Regions from separate parts of the Mus musculus genome. Here regions 1 and 2 are each linked to region 3. A link is a loop called in an ENCODE intact Hi-C map of the cell type or tissue named here. Cell type or tissue: gastrocnemius. All regions are shown on one strand. Region 1 holds the start of Mphosph10 (M-phase phosphoprotein 10 (U3 small nucleolar ribonucleoprotein)). Region 2 overlaps Mtmr10 (myotubularin related protein 10). Region 3 overlaps Trpm1 (transient receptor potential cation channel, subfamily M, member 1).

Region 1 (2,500 bases), 230 kb before region 3:
CTCATGTCCAGAAGCTACAGGCTTGCACAGCGACCTAGGGCAGAGACAACTGGGAGAGTGGGCAGGGGGCGGGGACTGAGGCCCGGGGCGTGTCAAAGCTGAAGTGGGCGTGGAAACGGGGCAGGGACGGGGCGCGAGTCCGGGGTGCCCAATACCCTTCAGGGAGCTAGACCGCTGAAGAGAGCTGGGCGAGCAAGGGGCGGGGCGTGAGACCTGGGGCGGGGTCACGAGACGCGGAGCTTGACTGACGGCGGGACGAGCGGGGGAGTGGCGGGTGCGGCGTGAAGCGACCTTCTTTTTCGTTACATTAAAATACTTATTGTATCGAATGCAAAAGCAGAAAGCAATCACGCGACACCACTGTGGTCTTAGAAATACAAAACATTTGGAGAAAGTGCCAAGGCGCTTGAGATGACCAATGGCTCTTTTCGGTGGTCTGCCCCACCCCTACGCATGCCCAATAGAAGTGTTTGCGGCTATAGGCCGGAACCTGTGTGTGGCGGAACTTTAGGCTCTGAGCTTCAGGTTGCATAAGGCGTGTGTTTGGCGTACTGCTTCCGGCCGGCCGGCCGGCTCGCAGCACTCGCGTGGTGCCGTAGTGTGTAGCTATGGCGCCTCGCGTGTTTCGTCGACAGACTCTGGAACGGTGTCTGAGGGAAATCAGGAAAGCCACCAACCGACCGGAGTGTTTCCTCACGTAAGTACAGATCCAGGTCTGGGAGAGAGCAGCGCGCATCTCACCGGTGCTGGGCGGGCCAGCATATGGCAACTTCTGAAAGCCAGGAAGGGAAAGTACAGGTCGCTTAGCCCCAACTTCAGACAGTTTTTGCTCCGTTGGCCTGTCAAAATGCTAAAAGTAAAAGCGGCTCGGTGCAGATTTCCTAGTTGTGGGCTATTGCACTAAGCCCAGTTATTCGCGTCCAGAGAGGCTCATTGAGGGCGGAATATGCTTTCTGAATTTGTCCCCAAAATACACACTGAAAGTACGTACTTGTTGCTTGTCAATGCATTTTCATGACTTGTGGTGGAGACCCACAGCCAGACAGTAGACGAAGCTCGGAGAAGCCCGCAGAAGAGGGAGGAGGGGTGACTGTAGGAGCCATAGGGGTCCCAGGACACCACAAGAACATGGCCCACAGAATCCACTAACCAGGGCTCAGGGAGGGGCCCACAGAGACTTTACTGGCTATCAAGGAGCCTGCGCTGGTTAGCGCTGGGTCCTCTGCATATATATTGTGATTGTTAAGCTTGGGATTTTTGTGGAACTTGTAGCAGTGGCAGTAGGCTCTTGGAGCTCTTGTACCCCTGCCGGATTGCCTTGAAATGAGGGGTTGTGTTTGGTTGATATCTCTGGAAGCCTACTTTTTCTGAAGAGAAACGGAGGAGTACTGTGGATCTGGAGGAGGTGAGGAGGGAGAAGAGGCTGCAATTGGGATGCTTTGTAGGAAAGAAAAATAAATTTAAAAAAAATAGGAGAGACTTCTTTCTTCCCAGCACTTTGATTAAGTTCTGTAAAATTATGACTCTGACTTATTATTTTTTAAATATTTTTTATTATTACGTATTTTCCTCAGTTACATTTAGAATGCTATCCCAAAAGTCCCCCATACCCTCCCCACTACTTCCCTACCCACCCATTCCCCATTTTTTGGCCCTGGCATTCCCCTGTACTGGGGCATATAAAGTTTGCGTATGACTCTGACTTATAATGAAAATCTTAGCAACAGTATCACAGACTCATTGTGTCCAAAATAGAGCTCCTTACCCCCTCCTGTACTCTTCTCTCCCCTGAAGTCATTTCCCTGTTTCCATTACGTTTACGGCCCCACGAAAAGGCAGTTCTATCATTTCATTTATTTAGATTCAGCTAGTCTGCTTCCTTGATGCTTTCATTTTTCTCTGTCCTATTTTCTCTATCCCCTTTAGCATCCTGCCTACGCTATATTTAGACACTGATTCCTAGTTGTCATACTGACTGCGTCTCCAACATAAAAATCCTTTGCGATGCTTCATCAGCTTTCTAACAACTCAACTCTATCGTGCTTTTTGTTTCCACATTGTAAATTATCATTTCAAACTTCAGCCTGCAACTCTGTTCTCATTACGCTTAAAGTGTTCCTGTCTTAGAACTCTGCGTGGTTTCTGTCTTGCCACCCCCCCCCCCCCAGCTTCTATAACCTCAGCCGTACACTCTGCCTCCTCAGTCACACTACAGCTGTCTTGGTCTTTCTGTTCTTCACATTGTCTGAAAACCAGAGTTATGTGTTTCCACATCTGTACAGGATACTCTATTTTACCTGTAGGTCTCAATCCCATTTCAGATATCATATCCTTAGATAATTTTTCTCAAGCTTAAAGCCAGGTGGGAATCACTTGCCAAACGACTAATAGGTGAGGAGTATGTATGATGCAGATTTGAGGATTTAAGGCTGACTTCCTGGGTATCTCCAGGCAAGTAGATGCGTAAGCTTCAGTATATACAGCAAAGTCAGGTTTTTAG
Region 2 (2,500 bases), 160 kb before region 3:
AAGACAGGGTTTCTCTGTGTAGCCCTGGCTATTCTGGAACTCACTCTGTAGACCAGGCTGGCCTTGAACTCAGAGATATCTGCCTCTGTCTCTATGGCATGCACCACCATGTCCAGCTTTTAAACTGTTTGGTTGTTTTAAATTATATTCCAAAAATACTGCATGTACTATGCCTGCTTTTAAAAACTTACTGTTTGAATGTTTCAGTTCATTCCTCTATTACAATTTCACATCCTGGTAATCTGTTTTCACTTGATGCTTGATATTGGCGAGGCTTCCAACAAAGTTTATTCAATTTATTGTTTCATTTTTCTAAAATTCAATATTTTTGGAGACACTTGAATTCCTCTTTCACATCCTGAGTTGTCTTTGTTGCTGTTGTTACATCTAGCTGTTCATCTGTACTCTCTTCCAATACATTCTGGTCTTCAACCCTCTCCTTGATTCCACTGATCATCCGTATAATCATTCTTTTGAAGTCATTATCATCCGCTCAGTTACTGTGGACTTACACAGTGGATGGCCCTGCTGCTCTGCTTTCTCCTGTTTCCTGTGCTTCTACATAGGACTGAGTGGGACACTGGCCATGTGTTCTTTCAGCTGAAATACTCACCATGGTGCAGACACACTAGGTTTGACTTTCTGACAACTGGGCTGCAGTGCAGCTTGGTAGCCACTCGACCATGTGTTTAAGGTGCAGGGATGAGGGAACAAACTGCAACACACCCTACAGGCAACTGGCTTGAAGAGAAGTTGTTGGCTCTATTCTCTAAGATGCAGAGGATAGGGGGTCATCTTTGTATCTACGGTAATCTTCTACATCAATGTGGATTCTAATCTATTAGTTAGGCTTTAATAAAGCTACAATGTGTTAAATCAATACTGAAAAATTAAAGAGGCCCTTGTCATTTTCACAATGGTAAAAATTTATCTCATACATATTTGAAAGGTGCTAGTTTGGGGGTCTATGAAATGGCTCAGTGTAACTGCACTTACCACATGAACATGAAGACTTGATTTTGACCCCAAAAATCTCATGAAGAATGAGAACTGAGTTCTTAAAGTTGTCCTCCGACCTCTACAGGCATGTCCTGGCATGCCCTAATTGTCAGATTATAGGTGCTTCCACTAGGCTCCTCCCAGGGCTTACAACACCAACCACCACCACCAGGTGGCAGGCTTCCCATAAAGGGATTGCCAGGCACTCCAGCCCCCAATCTCTCTGTACCCAGTTTTTCTCTCTCCCCTCCCCTCTTTCTGTCCTCTGTGCCCCATCCTCTTCTCTACCCTTATGGCTCTGCTCTCATCTGTCTGCCTCTACCCCTTCTCTAGGTCCTCACTCCCCCTTCCTTCTCCCAATAGTGTAATTCCTCAGGGCATACCTTAGCATGGGCCCAACATATCTCCTTGCCACACTATATTTCATAACACTAATCATCACACATACACACACACACAAATAAACAAACTTTTGAAAAGTGCTAGGAAAGCAACAGGACTAGTTACCTCTTTCTCTGACCTCTTCAAGTGGTTGCATCTGTCTAGGAACTGATAGCCCGCCATGACCCACTCCTTCTGTATCAGACTCTGAAATCCAGTAATTGTCCTGAAGTATGGATCCATCATCACTTGAATGAGAGAAGCCACCAGACAACTCAAGTCTCTGCCTTCCTCCTCTGTCAATAAAATGGAAAGAAAATGAAGACCAAGAGAAATCCTGAATGTAAGTTAGGTAATTCAACATTCTATACTTTAAATTGCCTTCAAAATAGTCTATGTAAGAAAATTTAGTGGATTCCAGCAGCTCTCAAATATAATAAACTTATTTTTTACAAGTCATGTTCTATATTTATTGGAAATCTATATGAACCAAGAGAAGTATCAGAGCAAGTCATCAGTAAGTAAAAACTAAACACAATATTTATGCTAATTCACTCCACCACACTGAAGATGCCATTCCACCCTGATGCACTGACCGTGGGGCTCAGTAGCAAATGCACTCTCATATGTCACTATTGGCAGATAACAGCAGTTCACTGCACACATTTTTTCTTGTTTATTCTTCTCTCATGTAATATATCCCAACCAGTTTTCCCTCCGTTCTCCTGTCCTGGCCACCCCTCCTTCGTTCATCCACTCTTCCTTTCCTTTAGAAAAGAGCATGCCTCCCAGGGATATCCACCAAACATTTCATATCAAGTTGCAAGAAGATGAGGCATCTCTCCTCACACGAAGGCTGGACGAGGCCACCCAGTAGGAGGGAAAGGGTCCAACGGCAGGCAGAGCAGTGCTCACATCTTTTACTTCTCATAGTTTAGGGTAGAATGTATTTCTAGGATGCATTCTGCTCTTGTTTTGTCAAGGATAGTAAATAAAACACCGTCTTCTACTGGGCAGTGGGGGTGCATGTCTTTAATCCCAGCTCTCAAGAGGCAGAGGCAGGTGGATTCCTATGAGTTTGAGGCCAGTCTGTTCTACAAAGCGGTTCCAGGACAGCCAG
Region 3 (2,500 bases):
TTCCTCAATGGGGGGAAGAAGAACTGAGTTCTCTATCTGAGAACCATGAAGCCAGCTATGCTGGCTAGTTTTATGTCAAGCAAGAGTCATCTGAGAGGAGGGAGCCCCAATTGAGAAAATGCCTCCATGTGATCTGGCTAATGCGAGCCTGTAGGGCATTTTCTTAATTAGTGATTGATGTGTGTGGGCCCAGCCCACAGTAGGTGGGATCACCCTGGCATGGTTGCTTAAGTGATGGAGAACCAGCCAGTAGGCAGCACTCCTCTATGGCCTCTGTATCGGCCCTTGCCGCCAAGTTCCTGCCTTGAGTGCTTTCAAAGATGAACAGTGATGTGGAAGTGTAAGCAAAATCAACCCTTTCCTCCCCAAGTTGCTTTGGCCATAGTGCTTTTTCACAGCAATCAAGACCCTAAGACACCACCTATGCATTACTCAAAACCCAAGCAGGCTCTGGGCTTAAATCAGGCCAATGGTATCATCAGATGGGCAGCTGAAGTATGCTGTCCTATAGGGTTCTGTACTTGGAGTGGCCCTGAATCCAGTTCCATATTCTACTGCTGTCTTAAAATTTTTGAAAAAAAAAATTAAAACAAGGAAGCACACCTATTGTTTTGCGGTCCAGCCAACAAATGTTACAGCAGATCTCTGATGAAAATTCCACCAGTGCCAAACCCAAGGGAGTCCACCAAGTGCCAAAGGCTTGCCTGCAGTTGAGGTGGTGGCCTCCTCTAGGTCTTGCGGGGTGGAGATGATTCCAGCCAAACCTCTGACAAAGTCCCTCTGTCACAAGCAAGTATCCAAGCAAGTGACTCATGAACCTTGACTGGCTGAGCGGCCTGTCTACCCTGGGCCAGTTCAGGAGACTTCCTGAGTGTAGGGTGTCTCCTGCCATAGAGGCTTGGCAGGAGGGCTAGGAACCCTTGAGCCGCTGTTTTTCTAGCAACAACAGTACCCCAGCTTGTGCCAGCTGGTCAGCCTGTCCAGCCAGGAGACCTGGCACCCTTCACCTCCCTTCAATGGCCCACCTTTCTCTCCTTACTGCTGAGCCCTACTCTGCCAGCTCAGCGCTCTGCTGCCCTCAGCTGGCTGTCTTCAGAGCCAATCTGACCCCTAGCTGTGGTTTGCTTCTATAAAAGTTATTTTTCAAATTGCTGCTCTTTTTTTTTTTTTTTCAGTCAAAATACCGACCTGCACAATGTCAATTTGAACTTGCACAAAGCAATCCCATTTAGTCCTAGGGGTTTTATAAGTAGGGGTGGAAAGCCATAGGAGAGTGAAAGGCATTAAGAAGGATAATGCTAAAACACATTCCGTGCCTGCTGTAGAGAGCTCCAGAGGTCTATGGTGGCTCTGGGGGACATTGGTACCTCACCATGGCTCAGAAAACTCTGGACAGTGCGTTGTGGCACCCACAACGTACCCTAACAGAGCTCTTTCCACATGCTCTGTGGGCTCCTGGAGCCTTTGCTATCGTGTGTGTGGGTTTGGCACCCCAGCCCGTACTCCTCCATGTCACGGCATGGGGCCTCATCTTCAGCAAGTGTGTATTTGGGGGATACAATTATTCTTAAGTACCCAAGGGTGACTGGTCACAGGACTCCAAGGTCTAGAAAATCGGCAAGGGCTCAAGGCCCTTGGACAAGATGAGGTTGTGTGCGCACAGAACCTATGTGCATCCTTTAAGACATAGCTTGATGACATAGAATATTTACAAGAGCTTACTTGCTCTGTGTACATATTTGATGAAGATGCACATACATGTATTTTGGCAGTGCTAGGTCTTGAACCCAGGTCATCCCACATACTAAGTCATGGAGCTCCAGCCTTATCCCTAACTATCACACAAACCATGTTATCCTGTACTGTTTAGGCGACAGCAATAAGAAAAAAGAGTCTGTTTAAATTCTTACATTCAAACCTGTGAACATAAAGGTTAATGGCACATTAGTATGATTTCCCTGCAGGTCTAGATAAAGGTCCTTTTTGGAGCCACAGGGCTGCCTGGGCCCTAGGCCACCATCTTAGGACCCAGAGTTGAAAGGACCTGCACCTGTGCCTGCCTGGCAGCTGGCCTTTTGCACCAACAGCTGTTTGCTTGGCCAGGATAGGAAGATGAGGTGAGCTAGAGCAGAGAGAAACAGTTATAGATCATGTGTTGGTAGAGCATTCACTACATGGCTACTGGTGAGTGGGAATCATTCCAGGGACTTCATCTAAGCCCCAGGGATGTGGAGTTGGGGCCAGTGAGCTAGGTTCCTAGGAGTAAGAACCCTTTGTCCCTGGCTGCTTTTACATCTTCGACACCAGGCTTGGCTCCCCCGTCTCCCCTTGTCTCTCTGAGCTGCCCATGAGCTCCATTCTCACCTCTTCACGGAAATGACTCCTGACTCCCAGCATCACAAAGTGATGGGAGCTGGGTTCATCGGCAGGGCCTGCTTTTCCGGGATCAAAGTCTTATCGACAGCCTTTAATCACATGAAAGCAGATATTCCCAGGGCAT

What was found. A loop is a pair of places that touch in the nucleus more often than their neighbours do. Peaks named below come from ENCODE experiments on the same cell type or tissue, not always from the same donor. Only the 100,000 strongest peaks of a DNase experiment are listed, where the experiment ranks them.
Region 1: it touches region 3 in a loop (2.6-fold over the local background); 2 of 42 quality-filtered maps call a loop at or near these places.
Region 2: it touches region 3 in a loop (11-fold over the local background); 23 of 42 quality-filtered maps call a loop at or near these places.

The regions. Positions count from the first base shown.
Region 1 is chr7:64,390,303-64,392,802 of GRCm38, reverse strand. It overlaps Mphosph10 (M-phase phosphoprotein 10 (U3 small nucleolar ribonucleoprotein)), which reads left to right and starts at 567. Exons shown (of 11, transcript NM_026483.2): 1 at 567-697. The coding sequence starts at 609. It overlaps Mcee (methylmalonyl CoA epimerase), which reads right to left and starts at 181. Exons shown (of 3, transcript NM_028626.2): 1 at 1-181. The coding sequence starts at 5. In gastrocnemius, no CTCF peak of the experiment used is centred here; DNase peaks (open chromatin) are centred at 147, 486 and 1,085; H3K4me3 peaks cover 2,120 bases; H3K27ac peaks cover 1,430 bases.
Region 2 is chr7:64,325,828-64,328,327 of GRCm38, reverse strand. It overlaps Mtmr10 (myotubularin related protein 10), which reads right to left. Exons shown (of 16, transcript NM_172742.2): 13 at 1,507-1,676. Among named protein-coding and RNA genes, the nearest start is that of Mtmr10, 39 kb to the right of the region's middle. In gastrocnemius, a CTCF peak has its summit at 1,164 (motif pointing right); a DNase peak (open chromatin) is centred at 1,169.
Region 3 is chr7:64,163,653-64,166,152 of GRCm38, reverse strand. All of the region lies in intron 1 of Trpm1 (transient receptor potential cation channel, subfamily M, member 1), which reads right to left. Among named protein-coding and RNA genes, the nearest start is that of Trpm1, 11 kb to the right of the region's middle. In gastrocnemius, a CTCF peak has its summit at 1,080 (motif pointing left); a DNase peak (open chromatin) is centred at 997; H3K27ac peaks cover 1,520 bases.